Regions from separate parts of the Homo sapiens genome. Here region 1 is linked to region 2. Evidence: chromatin contacts called from ENCODE Hi-C data. All regions are on one chromosome and are shown on one strand. The core of a region is the stretch at or near the end of the contact, and the rest is flanking DNA. Distances in the headings are between cores, read along the strand shown.

Evidence for each region. A loop is a pair of places that touch in the nucleus more often than their neighbours do. Pooled maps may share reads with other maps.
Region 1: a loop to region 2 is called in a map with no recorded cell type, with 3 times the contacts of the local background. The contact joins two enhancer-like sites. A Hi-C loop is called at or near these places in 1 of 168 maps with a recorded cell type or tissue (A673), 1 of 37 single-sample maps with no recorded cell type and 4 of 50 pooled maps.

The regions. Positions count from the first base shown.
Region 1 is chr11:27,158,087-27,161,524 of GRCh38, reverse strand. All of the region lies in intron 2 of BBOX1-AS1 (BBOX1 antisense RNA 1), which reads left to right. Among named protein-coding and RNA genes, the nearest start is that of BBOX1-AS1, 59 kb to the left of the region's middle. Within about 2 kb of position 2,149, at least 2 of the 41 ENCODE cell types and tissues checked have a DNase peak (open chromatin) inside an H3K27ac peak, as active enhancers do.
Region 2 is chr11:26,555,458-26,558,535 of GRCh38, reverse strand. All of the region lies in intron 13 of ANO3 (anoctamin 3), which reads right to left. Among named protein-coding and RNA genes, the nearest start is that of MUC15, 15 kb to the left of the region's middle. Within about 2 kb of position 1,760, at least 2 of the 41 ENCODE cell types and tissues checked have a DNase peak (open chromatin) inside an H3K27ac peak, as active enhancers do.

The DNA.
Region 1 (3,438 bases), core at 900-3,399, 600 kb before region 2:
AATCAGCCATTTCTCCAAGGATCCCTGGTTCCTTTTATTGAAAAATAGTATTAGACATCAAGATCTGGGTACTAGGTGAGCCACTAGATTTTGATCCAAATACTTTTGTATTATGTTGGTGTCTGTGAAATGACACATTGAGATGAGCTGGTCAGGGAGGCACTGCAGGGCAGGGTATAGAATAGTTATATCAAGCCAGAGTCACGGAATGAGAGTGTTTACTGGAACTTGAGTATACCCAGAAGGGAATGTTGCTGAGGAGAGTCTGTGGAAGAAATCAGTCTGTGGAAGAAATCAAGGATGTTTTTATAGGCAGTGTGAGTCACAATGATTCTGCAGTGGTGATTACATTCTAATGATCCCTGACTTCTTTAGAATTGTTTCGATGCTTTCTTTTCATTCCAATTATCTATTGCTGTGTAACAAATTACTCCAGAACTTACTGGCTTAATACAACAATTGTTTTATCATCTCTCTTGGTTTCTGTGGGTTAGTGATTTGGGGAAAGGCTCTGCTGGATGGTTCTGGAGTCTTTAATGAAGTTTCAGTGAGCTGGTGGCTACAGCTGTAACAGTAGAGATATGGAGCAGCTGGGGACAGCTAGATCTCTCACTTATATCTCTTCTTCAGATAGTCTCAGGGCTTCTCCATGTCGTCTCCTCATGTAAACTAGCTTGCTTCCTCACAGCATGGCAGCCTCAGAGCAGTTGGAGTGCTCACATGGGAACCAAAGACCCCAGTGCAGGTGTTCCATGGGACCCTCACCCTTTCTGACCTCACTTTAGAATTTACTTTCACTGCAATCTATTTGTTACAAGTGAGTTACAGACTGCTCAGATTCAAGGGGAGGGGATACAGACCCATCTCTCGATGGGCAGAATGCCAAAGTTGCATTTTAACAAGAGTCTCTGGGATGAGAGTCATTGTTCTGAGCATCTTTGGGGGAAAAAATCCTCCACACATTCACATATGCTCCCAAGATTTCTAGCATTTGAAAATATGGCATACATTCATAAAAGCTGAAAGGTGCTGCCCTAAATTGGAAGGGTCTTTATCTGGTGTCTTTCTGTACATTTCTTCCTTTATTTCTCACTGTCATGACTTCTTAGAATTTCTTTCTTACCCACTATCACTCATCTACTTTCCCATGTCATGTTTTCTGATTCTGTCTTGAGGGACATAAAGATTTTCTTTAAGTGGGCTGTTTGCTCTTAGTGTGGCTGAAAGACGACATGTCTAATAAAACACATAAACGGAGAGAGATGACACAAATGAGTAACGGAAAACAGAAGGAAAAATGAACAACGATGGGGAAAACAGAGTCAGTGGCACTGAAAAATATGTGAGAGCACACACAGAAGGGACTGAAAAATGTTTAAGAGTGAAAATAAGGAAATATTAAACAAAAGAAAAAACTGCACCAGTGCTAAGAATTGTCACAGGCCTATTTTCTACAAAATAGTAAAACTGGGAATCAGGGATGTCCTTAAATCATAAAAATTGTGTAAAAAATTAAATGTAAGTGAGAGAAGAGGGTCCATATTGCTTATCAGACCTGCCAAGGGGTATGTGGCTAAAGCAGCTTTAAGATCCAGTGATAAGGTCAGGTGCGCTGGCTCACGCCTGTAATCCCAGCACTTTGGGAGGCCGAGGGGGGTGGTCACCTGAGGTCAGGAGTTTGAGACCAGCCTGGCCAACATGGTGAAATCCCGTCTCTACTAAAAGTACAGAAAATTAGCCGGGTGTGGTGGCATGTGCCTGTAATCCCAGCTATTCAGGAGGCTGAGGCAGGAGAATCACTTGAACTGAGGAGGCGAAGGTTGCAATGAGGCGAGATCATGCCATTGCACTCCAGCCTGGGAAATAAGAGTGAAACTTCGTTTCCAAAAAAAAAAAAAAAAACAAATCCAGTGATAAAATGTCAGAAGCTCACATGGAGAAGGACTTGTTCAAAGTTACAGATAGGAGCAGGAGAGCTCTGAAAATCTGACGTCACTGATTCAGTGACTATGTATGTCCCAGCTGAGATTCAGCTTGTTTTGGCCCCATTCTGCTTCCTGGTGAGACATGCTGTTCCTCCCTTGCAAGTTTGTTCATCTGCTTTTATCTCACTGTCCAGTTAACATTCATCCATTCTCCTGTTGTTCTTACTAATACTTATGATATGTCCACACCTTTACCAATTGCTATTGTCTATTCTACAGCTGAGCTCTTTCTTAGCACACTCTACACACACACAGAGACACAGACACACATAGACACACACAGTTTTGTTTCTTTGGTTGTTAGAAATCACAGTTTTCTTCTATGTGCAAAGAGATACACTGGGTATGAAAACTCCATGAATGGAGAGGGCATGACAAAATCTAGACGTTAAGAATGCTGCACTTCTTAGCAAGCAATGAAAGGACAGAATTCATGAGTTCAGGAGGGAAATTTTCCTCTGCCATGCTACATGAGGGAGCTCTAATTTTCTATTTTCATAAAGTTTGTGAAAAGAAGTAGTGTGTATTTAATAAAGGCTGCGGGTTAATTTCCAGGGCAAACCACTAGATGGAGGCCCTGCCTAAAGAACACACTTGAAGAATGAGTCACTCCGATCTGCAAGTTTCCTCTTCCAAACGTGAATTGGAAGGCCGGGAGCAGTGGCTCAGGCCTGTAATCCCAGCACTTTGGGAAGTCATAGGTGGGCAGATCATGAGGTCAGGAGATCGAAACCATCCTGGCTAACATGGTGAAACCCTATCTCTACTAAAACAAAACAAAACAAAAAACAGCAACAACAAAAAACCCAACCAAACAAAAAAACGTGAATTGGGGGCACCAGCTGAAATCCTAATTTATCCAAAAGGCTCTGTAATCTTGTCTTGTTGTAGAACACGCCTCCTTTCTAACCGCTTTGTCAATTCTCCACTTTCTTACTCATGAATTGCCCCAAAATTGGGTCATGCAATGCCCCATGGTTCCGTACACTTATACAACTAACTATAGGAATGTTTTTTACTCTTTAAAGACTTTTCCCTTCTGAATGCCAGAATGCCAACTTTGTCTTTATTCTCCATTTCATGAGCTTTAAGTGCTACCTGACCTGTGAAGAGTTTGTTGTTTCTTGAAAGGAAACCTTGACAACACAGGTAATCTCCCCAGTATGGGATTTAGAGTCTACATAGTAAATAAACAGAGACAAATCTGAAGGTAGCTAACCTCTTTTTCTGGGGGTGGAGTTAAGTTTTTCTGACTGATACAGATTACTCCATAGCTAAGGCACTTGGGACAGGCCTTATTTTTTATTGTGAGTATTATTAGAAGCAAGTGTACGTTTACTCTGCCAATAAAACTCCATTGGTTTAAACGTATTATAGCTGCATCTCATAAGCTATACACTCACAAATATTTAACATTTTCATCAAATAAATCTTCACACTTGAGATATACAAG
Region 2 (3,078 bases), core at 511-3,010:
AACAATCATCAGTGTACATTTATATCAGGAGAGAAAAGGATCATAAAGAAATTCTCCCACAGAGCTCATAAAATTATACCCAGCAGGGAGTCAAGAATTTTTGTTTCTCAAGACGTCCCACAGAGACACCTGAGGCTGCTGAACAGCTGAACAGCTGTCTGTTTTCCTTTGTAAACCAACATCATACAGGAAACAGTCTCTTAGAGTGTTAGAACAGACTTTACACATGGGGATTTAAAGGTCACCAAGAAATAATGGCCCTTCCCCGCTCTAGAAATAACCATGCTTTTAGAAAAGTGGCAAATAAAAAGCCATCCTTAGTAGCAATTGTGTTGCATGAACTTATCATAGTTTGTGTAGTATTTTCCTTTAAAGTGCTTCTCATTTTTTTTCTTACTAGGTTTGCTAACAAATCTTTCAGGCATTTTAAGTCAATAAATTTAAACATTAATAGTTTAGGAACATCTTCCTGAGATAAAGTTGGAGTACATGTAATATTCTTGTAATGTGGGATTATATACATCTAATGGGAGATAAAGCTAGAAGGAGCATTAGAGAAGACTTCAGAACTTGCTCTAAGGAAGAGTACGACAGTGTTTAATCATGTGTTAGATTTACCAAGCTATTACACATGGGATGTATTATGACGTGGGAGATCATAGAGACAACAAGAACAGTTCGAGGTCTGTGGTTATAGCTTGAGATGTTCAGGGCTTTATTTAGGGTGCTGACATATGAGCTGCTGAATGAAAATGGGAAAAAGAATGAAGGAAGAGTCAAGCTTACTGTGAATGGCTCAAGCTTAGATCATGGGTGATTGACAGAAGAATTAAGTGATAACTGGCCTTCTGTCTAATAGGACAAGAGCACTTGTTATACTGAAGAAACTCCAGATGAAATATTGAGAAAATTCCATAAGCAGCATAGCAGATTTTTCTAAAAGCAAAAAGAATCTTGTCCTACACATATAATTAAATATGTAATACATTAAATTATTTTATTAGAAAAACAGCTTGCCTTTATGAATAGAGGGACCCATGGCAAGCATTTTGTTCAACTTTTTTTTTTTTTTTTTGAGACAGAGTCTCGCTCTGTTGCCCAGGCTGGAGAGCAGTGGTGTGATCTCGGCTCACTGTAAGCTCTGTTTCCTGGGTTCACGCCATTCTCCTGCCTCAGCCTCCCGAGTAGCTGGGACTACAGGCGCCCGCCACCACGCCCGGCTAATTTTTTGTATTTTTAGTAGAGACAGGGTTTCACTGTCTTAGCCAGGATGGTCTCGATCTCCTGAGCTCGTGATCCGCCCGCCTCGGCCTCCCAAAGTGCTGGGATTACTGGTGTGAGCCACCGCGCCTGGCTTGTTCAACATTGTTAAGATGACTAGGCATAATATATAAAGAAGGTAGCAAACTTAGCCTAAAAGCTTGATTTAAGTACAAATTGTCCATTTTCTTTGACACCTGATTTCTCTTGAAGAACTGAGTGTGACTACAAATCAAAAAATGTGGGTACTGTTAAAGAGATATATATCTGATTAGGTTGGAAGCTGAAAGTCTATGTTTTCTCCATGATACCTGCTGGGTCTTGTTCTAAAGTTGCTTTATAGGTTCAGAAAAACATAAGGCTCTGAAAAATGCCACTTATATCCCACTAAAGTCTCTCCAGGATAAGGAGAACAAGGTGCCTCCTTGGCAGATTCAACCATGTATGCAGAGCTATTACTGGAGACTTGGAGGGCAGGGAGTCAGAATTGAAGCTGAAGGTCACTCCCTTTCACTTCCTCATTCCTTACCTCTTGGGCAGGGTAAAACCTGAATAACCATTTTATTTGCTGGACCTGGGCAGAAGCTACATAAAAAATGCAGTCTTGATTAGACTATTCTCCACGTATCTTTTAAAAAATTTGGTCCTAGAAATTAGAGTCACCTGAGGAACTTGTTAACATAGAGAGTTTGAGGCCTCACCCTTGACCAATTGATTCTAAATTTCAGGATACGGGGTCCAGAAATCTGCTTTTTTAACAAATGTTCTAGATGATCTGATGTACAGTCTTATACAGACTCCTTTTTTTTTTTCATGAAGTTTCTTGAAAAGAACAGCTTCTCTCCTACTTCTGTTGTAACCTCAAATCAGTATACAGTCTGAGGTTCATACTGGGTATTGAGTACATGTTTGTTAAACAAGTTTTTTTTTAAAGAGAAAATTATTATGAGTAAGACTTAACTTCAAGGGGTTGAGTCATTTTTCAATTATATGAAAAACAATTTAGGACCTCTATCTAATTATTTCACCTTAAATGAGAATTCCTAGCATCACAGGGTTTGATAATGTAGTGTCAGTGCATTTAAATGTGTGCAAATATCACTAAATTACTTAATTGCAAAAATATCCTAATTCCAATACTTTTAAGTACTAAAATAAAAGTAGTCATGAAAGGAAACATTAATGTACTTAAATATTAATTTTTATCATATGATAGGACCAGTTATTTTCCATGCAAACATATCACTGAAATTATAAAGGGAATAATTATATGTACACACATGGCCTTTTCAATATAATATGGAAAATTTAATTTATTTTTCTTTGTCACAAGCAGTAATGGATTCTGTAAGGAACTGAATTGAGAAGTCCCTAGATCATGTGTCCAGATGATTTTGTTTCTAGATGATCCTAGATTGGTTGGCTTGTACCTTTGGCAAAAATCTGCTCCCTTATATCTGATTCTACCCATCAATAAATTATTAGCTATTTAAATTCAAAAATATATAGTAAAATAGACTGTTGATTTCCATCCAATAAGGGAAGAGGAACTCTTATTTTTAAAGTATAAAACAAGTAGCTACATTTTATCTTAGTCAGAGGAACAAATAAAAGACATTTCATCCTAGTGGGTTGTATTTCTTGTATTCTTCCATAAGGCAATATTCTCCTTTGCAAGCTAACTTTTCCACCTTCCTTATACATGTTATTAAGTGAATTCTTTGTGAGTCATCCCTGTCCTTAAATGTACCTTTCTCTGTTCAGAAAAGAAGAGATGTATTTACTGCATGATGACAAAAGCAACCTAGATGTAGTGTT